3 separate regions of the Mus musculus genome follow, and all the other regions are linked to region 1. The links are chromatin loops, found by intact Hi-C in ENCODE. Cell type or tissue: left cerebral cortex. All regions are shown on one strand.

Region 1 (4,000 bases):
AGAGAGAACTTGGATGAGGAGTCAGTGGGGATGGGAATGGATGAAAACCAGAGTCACAAGGACCAAATAACAGAACGAGACATCTGACCAGGGCGTGGAAAGAAAAGGTATTCTTTTTTTAGCTTTATTTTATTTATGAGTACACTATAGTTGTTTCCAGACACACCAGAAGAGGGCATCAGATCCCATTACAGATGGCTGTGAGCCACCATGTGGTTGCTGGGGATTGAACTCAGGGCTCCAAGAAGAGCAGTAAGTGTTCTTATCCTCTCCAGCCCTAAGGTATCCCATTTTGACACTAAACTTTCCAGGCTGATCGTATTCCCAAGAGGAGGGCAAGGTCCGGGGAGCAATCTGAGAAAAGTGGCTAGTCAACAGCTGGCATTGCCACACTTGCAAACAACCGAGAAGAGCGGAGACTTCGGGAGCGAGCGGAATACGGGCAGTGGAGGCGTGGGTTCGTCTCTGCAAACACACATAGACAACGGTGCGCAGGAGCCTTACTGCCCAGGCCGGCTAAGAACCGGGTGGGCATCGCCCAAGCAGAGCAGTCTCGTCTGCTCCTCCGCCCCGCCGCCCGGGCTCCGGCTTTGGGGTCTCCATTGACAAGCAGCCTTCCCTCCTAGTCCTACTCTCAGACTTCCCGTACCAGTGCACCAGGCACTGCCAGTTCGAGGGATTTTATACATGACGATATCCTCTCCCCGACGGTCACCAGGCACTGGCTGCGAATGACCGCACTGCCCACCATCGCCACTTTGCTCGACCCTGCGGAGCTTCCCTAGGGCCGCGCCAAGGTTCGAATGTGAGGGGCGTGGCGGGGGGGGAGGGGGAAGCGAGGATTTCTAGATCTCGAGAGACTTGGCACGAGACTCCGCCTTACACGCTCCGGAAGCGGAAGTCGGGTGGTTGAGGGATTCCTGAGCGTTTGTTTACCTTGGAGAGCCGGGTGGGGTGCGGCGGTGTGGACGCCCGAGGTCTCCAGTGCGTCCCATGAAGGGTGAGTACCGCACATGGCGGATGAATCTCCCACCCGGGGCGGCGGAGGTGATGGGGGCCTGGGGCCGGAAAGTGCGAGAGGCCGGAGGTCGCTGCCCCTCGGAGCCTCTTTCTCCGCAGCTCGGCTCCTGACGGCAGTTCTGGAAGGAGCCGCTTTGTCCCGGCCGTCGTCAGCCGCGCGTCGGCTGGCGGGCTGGGATGCGCAGTGGTTAGTCAGTCATCCTGCTCCGTGCTCGGGGCTCCGCTCTGGAGAGCAGCCGAGCCAGGGTCGGCCGACCGCAGGCAAAGCTCTGTGCGGTTCTCTATGTGGTGAGGAGGTTGGTGGGATCCAAGTGCCAGGAAGGCTGTCGGCCGCAGCGACAGAGAGCGCGCGGCCCCTGGTTGCCCGTGCCTGACCTAGCTTGTAGCTGGTGACGACCGAGGCGACGAGGGTCGTCGCCTCTCCGAGTTCCTCCGTGGAAGCTCGAGTTTCCTCGTAGGCTGCTAGGACTGAGATCCTTGGGTCTCTAATCCTGCCCACTCAGATCGAGACGTGTGTGTGCACAGCTCCTCTGCCCACGCACGCCTTTGCGGGGTGGGGAAGAATTGTCTGTCTGCGGGTTGTGTGTCTGTCTGTCTGCGGGTTGCGTGTGCTGGCGCCCGCAGAGGCCGGAAGAGGGCGTCTGTTCCCCTGGAGCTATATTACAGGCAGCTGAGAGCAGCGTGGGTGCTGCGATCTGATCTGTGGTCCATCGGAAGGGTAGTGAGCGCTCTCGACCACTGAGCTATCTCTCTGACACTTCCCTCATCTTTTGAGGTTTCTTCCAAGACCCCCTTCCCCCCAGCCGTATTTTCTTAATATTATTTATTCTATTATTTCTTTTATATGTTTATTATATAATTATATTTTATATATTATGTAATTGTGCTTTATGTGATTATTATACATATGTATTGTATATTTTTACATCATAATAACATTTTTCCCTTTCCTCCCTTTAGACCCTCCCTTTATCCCCTCAGCTCTTTCAAATTCATAGTCTCTTTAGTAATATGTAGATATATACAACCTGCTCAGTTCATATATTGTTACTTATGCGTGTGTTTTCGGGGCTAATCAAATATGGCATTAGAGAACCAGTTGGTGTGCTCTTCCCTTGAGAAGACTATTTCTCTTGCTCTCCGCATTCCTTGGTTGCCTGTAGTTCTTTGTTAAGGCCTCTTGACTTTTCCCTCTTCCACATTCTCTTGTCTTTTGGTAGTGTTGGCCTCAGCCCATATTTAATCAACCTAAACATTAAACAATATAGTTGTCTCAAATCCTTGGGTTAAGTAAAGCTTGCATTAAGGTTTTGTTTCAATTCCATTCTCATGAATAAGTATGAAGATACCTATGTGGTAGGGTATGGGGAAAATAGAATAAATTGTGCCTTTTCCTTGCCTTGTGAATGTCTGTCTTAATTGGGAATGGGGCATTCTTCTAGTGGCTTCTGTGGGTAGTTTGGAATTGTGGACACTTTTAATTAGTTGGGAGTTTTCCTTGTCTTATTTTGAGACAGTGTCTCTCTACATCGCTCTGGCTGTCCTGGAACATACTCTATAGACCAGCCTAGCCTCAGACTCACAGAAATCCACCTGACTCTTCCTCCCAAGTGCTGGGATGAAAGGCATGTGTCACTACCCTCAACCTAGTTGGATTTATTCTAAACTCATTTGGTTTTTGGTATTTAATACTAGTTTGCCAATACCAGGCACAAGGAGGTGTAATAAATAAGGTAGAAGTTAAGTAGTAGCCTGAAAGGTAAAATGTCCAAGTACTGTTTCTTGAACTTAATGAGCAATTGTAGTTGAATTTGGTTGGAATAAGGGCAGTACTGTTATAAATGCTTTACCTATTTTGAGGAAAGACAGGACAATGAAGAAGCTATCTTCCAGTTAAGTAGCCCATCCAAAGCGTCCTTGAAAGTGTGATTAGAAAGGAAAAATGACTTGAGGATATCGGGGAAGATGTGGTTTTAAGTTTTTAGCATGATGTTAAATACACCTCAAATCATAAAATAGGTTTTGGTCCTTTCTCTTTGCCAAAGCTGGTTTTGTACTTCTAGGCTCAGTTGATCCTTCTGCCTCAGGCCCAGGAATGGTAGGTCTACAACATGGGCCATTTTCCCTACCAGGTTTAGAAACTTGGAGGCATTCAGCAGAAACACGAAGTTTGAGTTAGGAAAGCTAGGGGATGGCAAAGCTCAACAGTAGCAGTTCTTGATCACAGACGCCTGGGAAGTGGGAACTACCTGTAGAATTCTGCAGTTTCAAGATCTGAGATGAAGAATAAAAGTGAACTCTCTGGTTTCTTGAGAATTAGACCTGCAAGTTAAGCAAAATCTTTTCCCTTAGGTAGAAGATTAGAGATTCCTATTTTTAAATCTGTATTACATTCATTGTGTGTGCGTTTGTTTGTCATGGTACACATGTGAAGGTCAGAGGACAACTTGTGGGAGGGAGTCTGTTCTCTGTTTCTGCCAGATGGGACCTGAAGTTTGAACTAAGGTTCTTAGCCTTGGCCACAAGCACCTCTATCTACCAGCCCAGATTATACTTTTTATATCCATTAGACAGTATCTATCTTATTATTGTTAGATGTTTCTCATTTCTCACAGTATCTGGAGTAATAATACATTGCATTAAATTATAAAATAGTTACCCATAACTTTTAATAGCCATGCATCTAAATGCCAGTTGCTTGGGTTGGCTTCAGACTCCTGGGTTCAAGTAATATCAGTATCCAAACTACAGGTATACACTTAGGAAGCTGTACCCAGCTTCCCCTTTTTCTTTATTCACCTTTGATTGGGGCTAGTGGGGGCTGGAGGGTTTTTTTTTTTTTTTTTTTTTTTTTTTGTCCTGGAACTTATTCTATATAGACCAGAAGGGCTTTGAACTTAGAGATCTGCCTGCCACTGCCTCTGGAATGTTGGAATTAAAGGCATGTGCCAAAGGCACCTGGCAAAAGACAGGGTCTTCC
Region 2 (4,000 bases), 64 kb after region 1:
ATGTTCTATAGCTGTCAAAGTTTTCCACTCTCATTTCCCAAATTCTCTCTTTGACTTGCCTCTCAGGATGCCCGGCTGCCTTCCTTTCTCATCTCTCTGACAGCCGCCTAGTTTGCTTATCGCTCCCTTTCCCTTCCTCCAGCTCTATGCAGGCCCTTGCAGGTCTCAGGCACCCTGTACCTTTCACAGTCCACTACTTTCCCACGTTAACGCTGTTCTAACTTCCTGCAGCTCCTTGGCATCTCCTATCTAAATAGAGCACAACAAAACCTCTTAATGTATATGTTACTTGGAGGTTCCAGTTCCTCCAGCAACAGGCAGGTGAGGATTGTAAATGCGAATAGGGTCTCATCACTCCACTGAAAACCCTGTTTTCTCTCAAGCCTTCTTCCTCAGTCCCCCAAATCCCTGCCCGGCCTATCTCTTTAATCACTATCACCCATCGCTTTCTTTTTATCTACTCAAACCTCGATAGTTTACTCTTGTAGTTTCTCTGGCAGAAGAGATTAAGGCCTAAAACACGCCCCCACCCCCTTAAAAAGTTTTCTCTGGTATTATTTCCTTCCAAACCCTGTCAGCCTGGACAGTGTCCACTGCCGACTCCTACACTGAGAAATAAGCTACGCAGGGAGACACAGTGTACGTCAAATGAACTAGAACACCATTTGTAAGTGAGAGGGCTTTAAGTAAGCAGATTATTAAAGTGTAAAACCTAAGTTCAGAAGCCTCGACGTAATGGTAGTTAATTTAGGTTGTAAAAACAGTAAAAATCTGCCTCAGCCACCTCACTTTTCCAGTTTAGCAAGCTCCACCATTGTTGTCACACAATGTTTTAAAGATAATCAATGCCTAAGTAAAAATTAGTCTAGACATGCAGTTCAGAATAGAAAAATGACCAGGACCTGACTATCAGGAAAATAATTTACTTAGAGAGCAAGAAATCAAATGGCACTGTATATTTCAAGGGCTCTAAGTTAACTTACTTCCTATTAAAACTGATTAGCACATTCAATGAAAATACAAATAAAAAACAAAAGTATGAAATAGCCCCCTCCATAATTCTATTCTAGCCCTATCAATAAAAAGTGCCTAGTAGTTTAGCTCTATGGTTCTCAAGGTTAGCTAGTGTAAACTTCACTTAGAAAAAGTATTAAAATGCTTTAAGGTTTTACCTCCAAAAATGATACCAAAAGGAGACATCTACTAATTTATTGTCCCAGTGGATGGTACAGGTGGAAAAAAAAAAAAACATTTTGTTGTATTTTTTCCTGCATGTGTGTGGAGGCAGGTACACAGCAGCTCACATATGAGGTCAGAGGACAACTTGTAGGACTAAGTTCTCCCCTTTTACTACAGGGCCACAGGTACCTAAGGCCTTCTTCCTCTAGGCTTGCAACAGGAGCCTGTACCCACTACGCCACCACCTCTCTGGCCTATCATTTTAAGGAAGGCTTCTAAACTACGTAATTTGCTAAGCAAGCTATATCCAGTCTTCCTGCTCAACTTCAAAATCCAAATGACTCAAATACTAGCAGGTAGGCTGCACACCTATCCCCATAAATACAAATTCAATGCTAGAAAATCTGAGGACAAAGAGAGAAAAGGGTACTATCGGCTTTTCAGTTCAACACACCTTGGCATACTGGTCTCTCCTTCTATCCTATCTCCAGGTATATAACATTTGCTCCACTCTTTTTCAGTTGTTACCATGGTGCATGAAATTCAAAATGCTAACTTGAACCCTGCCCATAATATTATCTGATTTTCATAAACTTCACAGTGACTGCATTATATTCCATCAAGTGGACCTATGATTGTTACTGATTTATTTATTTCCTTGGCTCAACTTCTTTCTACATTCTCGTGAAGAATGCTGTAGACACCTTTTTCAATAATTTAATGTTTTCTAAGTGTAGAAAAAGTCTAAGGCATCCAACTATTTTTCAAAGGCTTTTTTTTACGATAATCTTTCTCGGAAAGTGTTCCTTCAGTCATCTTTTAAATTTTTTGGTGGGTCAGCACTCAGGGGGGGTAATAAGTTCGCTGAGTTCGAAGCCAGCTTGGAATACATATCGAGCCCCAAATCGGCCAAGTCTAAATAATGAGCCCAGGTCCAAGAAAATAAAAGCCAAACCCATATCTCCGCCCCCAAAAGGTGGGGCTCATGAAAAGGAGAAAGCACTTTACTGTTTTAATTTGCATTTCCTCATTTACTAATGAGGTCACACATTCCTTGGTTGTATTTTTTTCTTTTCTATTACATCTTGTCCTTTATCCATTTATTGATGGGAACTTAACATATATTTCTTGTGTGAACTTTATATTTCCCTCCATAAGCATCTTCTTGAGGAAGCTATGAGCCTCTGTGGACTCTTGTGCTCCACTGACTTGCCTGTTTACGTCAGAATTACTCAAAATCTGCTGTCTTAAAAACAACACTATACTCAAGCAGCCAACACCATCTTCGGTCCTCCGGGAGCTGGCTCGATTACCTTGGACAAGTCACTTTTCTGGGCCTCGGTCCCATTTGTAAAACTGGGGTAAAACAACAAGATATGCCTCCCTAACAGTTAGGACTGCTGTGATTAACAACGCCACAATGCCACTACCTTCCACTAAGTAGCAAACTAATCAGCTATCAATCAATCTCCTATCCTCAGATCATCGGAGAGCAAACTCGAACACTACTAGCGTGTTTTAGAATACAAAAACCGTCACCTTGACTGCAGAAACTTGAAGCAGGCCAGCCTGATACCTGCTATGGCTATTATCTTCCAGAGTCCTGACAGCAAACCGTGGAGACCCTGACAACCCCAGTCCTCTAAGACCCTTCATCCACCCGGGTCCTTAAACAAAAACGAATCCTGCAAGTGGGTAATCGGGACAGCCTATCTCGTCTTCTAGTCTGCCCACTCGATTATGAAGCCCGGGCGACAGACAATTCCGCTACTGGAATGTGACAGCACCCTTCAACGGCAAAGCGCCCGCCACCGCCGGGAATGGCGACACTGACCGACCTTCCCAAGCATCGCCTGCCTGCCGGGGAGGACCCGAGGGAGGCCGACTCGCCCAGCCCAAGGTCACTCGGGAGTCGACGCAGGCCGGGCTGGGTGCCGCCACCCTCCAGGCCGCCGGCTCCGCGCGCCCGCCGCTCACCTCAGCAGCGCCAGGAAGGCGGCGGGCTCCACGTCCGGCAGCTCGATCTCGGCCGACGTCGTGGCCATGCCGCCGTTGAACATGGCGTCGAAGACCGCGCTGCCGGCCGCCAGCACGAAGCGGTGGGCGGGGATGCGCTGCGGGCCCCCGGCGGCCGCCGCGCCTCGGCCCTTGCCCAGCACGAAACGCACATCGCTCAGCAGCTCCGAGTTGAAGAGGAAGGCGAAGCGCTCCTTGAGCGACGCCTTGGTGGCCTGCCAGTTGTACAGCGGCTCGCGCTGCAGGGGCAGCAGCGGCCCGAGAGCGGACGGCGAGGGAGCCGGTGGCGGCGGCGGAGGCGGCGGCGGGGCCGGAGGGCCGGGCTCCGCCTCAGCTCCGGTCGCCGGCTCCCCGGCCGCGGCTGACCCGAGCGAGGCCATCCTCCTGCTGCGCGGCTCCGCTCAAGCTGCGAGCACCCGGCGCGCCGCCGCCATGGTCGAGCCGCCCCGAGGCCGGCACCGCCCCCCTGCCTTCCGGGAAAGGCGCTTCCGGCCGCGCGCGCCCGCCCTCCCGCGGGGCCGCGTTGCTGAGGCGGGAGGCGCGCGGCCGCGAGAGGGTTGAGGGGCGTGCGGGCGCGCCGCGCTGATTCCTCAGGCCGCCTCCCGCTCCTCCCTTCAGGCTCGCCTCGCTCCCACCCGCGTCACCCTGCGAGGACGCCGCCTCAGCCCGCTTGGTGGATGAGCTGGACGTGGAAGGACCTCGAGGGCACGGCAAGGGAGTCTGTAGAGGAGAGACAGACACCCTGCTATTCTAAAGGCGGGATGGTGGCCCTGTCACAGCCCGGATGGCTGCATCACCCTTGGAA
Region 3 (4,000 bases), 110 kb before region 1:
CAGTGCTCTATCGCAGCTGCTTAGTTGGAAGAACTAATTCTTTAGTCTCTTAAGTTGTTCATCAGAACAACTGCTGTTCTCTGAAATGATAGAGGACACACACTCCCTGAATGAAAAATATCAGGAAAAGCTTCTCTCTCTCCCCCTCTCTCTCTTTTTTTGTTTTTTCGAGACAGGGTATCTCTGTGTAGCCCTGGCTGTCCTGGAATCCACTCTGTAGACCAGGCTGGCCTTGAACTCAGAAATCTGCCTGCCTTTGCCTCCCAAGTGCTGGGATTAAAGGCATGTGCTACCACTGCCCGGCAGGAAAAGCTTCTCTAGTTGCCAGAGTGAACCTTGTGCCTACCCAATGAGTCAGGACTGGGCACCAGTACCAGCTTGCCATACCTCCCCAAGAGTGTAAAACCCCACTACCTATGTGGAAATTGAAAGAGAAAGAAAGGACCGTGAGACCAATTAGACGCCTGGAGGAAAGCCAGGGTGCTGCATCAGAGGAGGAAGGTCTCCTGCCTTACCAGGGGACCTTGTAATGAAGACTCCCTCCCTCTCTCTCTATTGGCTAAGAGGGGACGGTGAATAGGCTCCATTCTACTGCTCAGCTCCCGGCCCTTTTACTTTCTACTGTCTAGGAAAGCTGGCCTTGCCACAGAATCCACGAGGGACCACAGACAGTAGGTGAGGAGCCACCAGCAAAGAGATGCAGCTGGGGTCCGAGCACATCTGGTGCTACAACAAGAGCTGCAGCTTTAAAACAAACCAGATATACGCTGTTTTGGTTTTTATACCAAATACTAGAAAATAGAACTAGAATCGTGGTTTAGATGGTGATTAGGGGGTTTTACCTTCAAACACACTGAATGTCAGGTGACACGTCAGCCCAGAGAAATATCCAGTGGTCACAGAGTAGAGGCAGAAAGACTTTGATGCAGAAGGCTTATTTATTTTTAAGGACATGACAGTACTTTGGCTGGCATCCCTTTATTCTCTTCCCACAAATAATGTGGCCAAAATACAGACAGGGATAATAGCAGAGAAGGATGAAATATCAGGAATACACAGTATTGTTAGAAATACTAAATCAAATATGATAGGCCATGCCTGTAATTCCGGTACTCAGGAGACTGAGGCAGGAGGATTGCCTCCAGTTCCCATCTAGCCGGAGCTATATCACAACCTCCTGCTCCAAAAAAGAAAAGAGAAGAAATACTCCTAACTTATTTAATAAAAATTAATTCCCATGTCTAATAATTCCAGAATCAGATTAGAGGCAATACTCATTGATTGCAAGAGTGCAATAAACTAGCATCGTCATACAGGCTGTGAGAAAAAGCATGCCGGAAGTATGCATCGAGGGTCGTAAAGTGGTAATAGCACGGCCTATAATATTACCTGTAGGAGTCTACCCCGAGGAACCATTCAAAAGGAAGCAGTAGGTATGAAAGGAACAACTGGGGATATCCACTACACGGGGAATGCTTAGCATCTATAACAGCAAGAAACTGAAGCCATCTTAACAAATTAAGATCATTACAGGCTCTTATAGTAACCACTGCATGGGCATTAAAATGTTAATTATGGAGACAGTGAGGTAACGGGAGACCTGTCTTTTTACTCATTTGCCATGATTTTAGGTGGAAAAGAAAGAGCAAGAAGATACATGATTATGCAGACTGTTCTGCAGCCCACGCTCCATTTGTTATGCAGGTCTGCGATAAGACAGCAGGGTTTGGGATACAGCTTCCGGAACCCTTCATCTTTCAAATGCACCAAACTGCTTTGGAATCAAACTAAGTGAGGATGTCAAAACTGTCTGGCAGGCCAGTACCTTGGCTCCATCCACACTGATGATCCGATAGCTGTTCCTGGTGACATCATAGAAGTAGGAAACCGTGACGGCCTGCTTGCTTGCCGGCACCCAGTTCTTCTTGGTGCTGGGGTCAATCTGGAAGACGTGCGCTCGCGTGGTGAAGATGGGCTGTTCTCTGCAACAGGACAGATGTGTGTGTGAAATGATGGGACTTGACCTAATGTATAATTTATGATTTCTAGGCCACCCACCGTCTCATACAATTTCAAGTAGCTTATTGGCAAAGATACATATGTATGAGAACAATTAAAATGAGGAGGAGGAAGAAGAGGGAGGGGGAGGAGAAAGAGGAGGAGGAGTAGGGGGAGGAGGAGGAGGGAGTGGAGGGGAAGGAGGAGGACAGTATCCCTGTGAGTGGTTTCTGCAGCCCACACTCCATTTAGCTGCACTACCTGGAGGCTGCTGGGCAACTGGCCTAATGAGCAATTTGCTTAAAATGAAATTCTTCGTTGAGAGTTTTTACATTGCTGTCAAGAGTTCTATTTTTTTCCTGACACCCTGTTGGCATTTGTGGGGGTGAGGGACTCTTTGGAACTAATTCATTTTAGAAAATTAAAAAATTTTATTTTGGGAGAATCTGCATTGATTTTAGGATTCTGTAACCCACTTGAAGCTTAATATTCAGTATTTCTCAGATTTGGGGAGCTGTTTTGAATGACAGGATTATTTTATAGCCTTGGAAGCATCGCCAGTTCGCTTTTGAAACCTGTAAGGACTATGCAGTTTAGAGAGGCTGTCAGGATTTCTGTAGACCCTCCGTCTAGTCTAATCTTTACCGAGTCTCCTTCCTGCTCTGACTGAACTCTCTTTCATCCCACATGCCTGTGAACACTTCCTCTGACTGCTAAAAAAATTAACCAAATTAACACATTATCTCTGTTTCTCTCTGTTTAGTAAAGAATTAATTAGGTCCTGACAATAGAGATTAATAACTAAGACAGGTTTTTAAATTATAATAGAATCCACTGCACAGTCATGCTTTGAGATATTTGCTTAACAAAGTAACAAAAAAAATTGAAACACAGACTCATCACAAAATCTGCTTTTTAAAAAAAGGCTTTGTAGGCAAACTCCAAAATTCTTCTAAGTTCAAAATAAGACAAAAACTGGGGAGGGGAGCCACCAGCATGCAAAAATAAAGTCACAAAAACACTATAGATTACTAAGTATTGATTAAAGATACAATTAAACCTAAAGGTTTGATTTTGGCTTAGTCAAATTAATTTTCAAAGTCCTGGCAATGTCAAAAGCGATGATAAAGAACAGGACACCTGAGTGGACACAGAAATTCAAAGGGCAGGGAACTCTCAAGTGGCTATGCTGTCAGTGAGGAGGGGTTGGGCAGGAGTCTCTGAGCTCTCTCCCATCCTGCCCCCCCCCCGACCCCCACCCCCACCCCCACCGCCTTCCCCCACACAGTGCCTGCAGAAGACTCATTACTGGAAACACAGCTCTCAGGGGGAAACTTTATTCTAGGAAAGCAATTTACTCGTTGAGCCTCGTACAAGGGATGTCAGATAATATCATGGATATTGGCATGGTGTTAGAGGAACTCAGGACCTCTGGAAGAGTCTGCGAAGAAGATAATGTCAATATTGCTGCTTCTAGAGCTGGTACTCCAGAGGAGCAGCTGGAGGCCGGCATCCCTGGGCCCTCTCTAGGCCCAGGGAGCAGGCAAAATACCAGTGGGAGTGTGGGTTACTCAGGCATTTCCATCAGTAAGTCTCAAGTTCACTCCCTGGCTTCACCCTAGATCCACACCCTTCCAGTGGCTGCATGACAGCTGTAGAAAGAAAAGGAAGATTCTTGCCACAGTGTTTCACATCTGTCGTCAAGAGTCCAAGCTGTGGAGTGCATATCCATGAATACCATGTGGGGAAGTCTGACGTCTGGATGGCCCAGCTGTGCCACTCACCAGCCAGCACTGTAGCTTTCTAATCATCTAAGTACAACACTGTAAAGGCATACGTTCTCAGGCAACGGCCTGCACATGTGAGAGAGGAGTTAGGTGAGCAGCTGTCGCCACAGAGAGCATGGGGGGACTAAATTATACTAAATCTCTGCTGTACTCTACCACAGCATTAACTGGCAGTCCGAGGGTCAGAGAAGAGCTCCTTTCAGGGATGGAGCCCC

The links. Peaks named below come from ENCODE experiments on the same cell type or tissue, not always from the same donor. Only the 100,000 strongest peaks of a DNase experiment are listed, where the experiment ranks them.
Region 2: it touches region 1 in a loop (5-fold over the local background); 1 of 42 quality-filtered maps calls a loop at or near these places.
Region 3: a loop joins it to region 1, with 2.7 times the contacts of the local background. A loop is called at or near these places in 1 of 42 quality-filtered maps.

Annotation. Positions count from the first base shown.
Region 1 is chr7:81,762,057-81,766,056 of GRCm38, forward strand. It overlaps Ramac (RNA guanine-7 methyltransferase activating subunit), which reads left to right and starts at 897. Exons shown (of 3, transcript NM_025997.2): 1 at 897-1,000. In left cerebral cortex, CTCF peaks have their summits at 172 (motif pointing right) and 1,646 (motif pointing right); DNase peaks (open chromatin) are centred at 463, 880, 1,292 and 1,565; H3K4me3 peaks cover 1,795 bases; H3K27ac peaks cover 1,378 bases.
Region 2 is chr7:81,825,817-81,829,816 of GRCm38, forward strand. It overlaps Btbd1 (BTB (POZ) domain containing 1), which reads right to left and starts at 3,615. Exons shown (of 8, transcript NM_146193.2): 1 at 3,157-3,615. The coding sequence starts at 3,575. In left cerebral cortex, no CTCF peak of the experiment used is centred here; DNase peaks (open chromatin) are centred at 63, 623, 2,134, 2,525 and 3 more places; H3K4me3 peaks cover 2,949 bases; H3K27ac peaks cover 1,361 bases.
Region 3 is chr7:81,647,729-81,651,728 of GRCm38, forward strand. It overlaps Homer2 (homer scaffolding protein 2), which reads right to left. Exons shown (of 9, transcript NM_001164086.1): 2 at 1,826-1,982. Among named protein-coding and RNA genes, the nearest start is that of Gm51279, 36 kb to the left of the region's middle. In left cerebral cortex, no CTCF peak of the experiment used is centred here; DNase peaks (open chromatin) are centred at 1,748, 2,263 and 3,727; H3K4me3 peaks cover 188 bases; H3K27ac peaks cover 2,186 bases.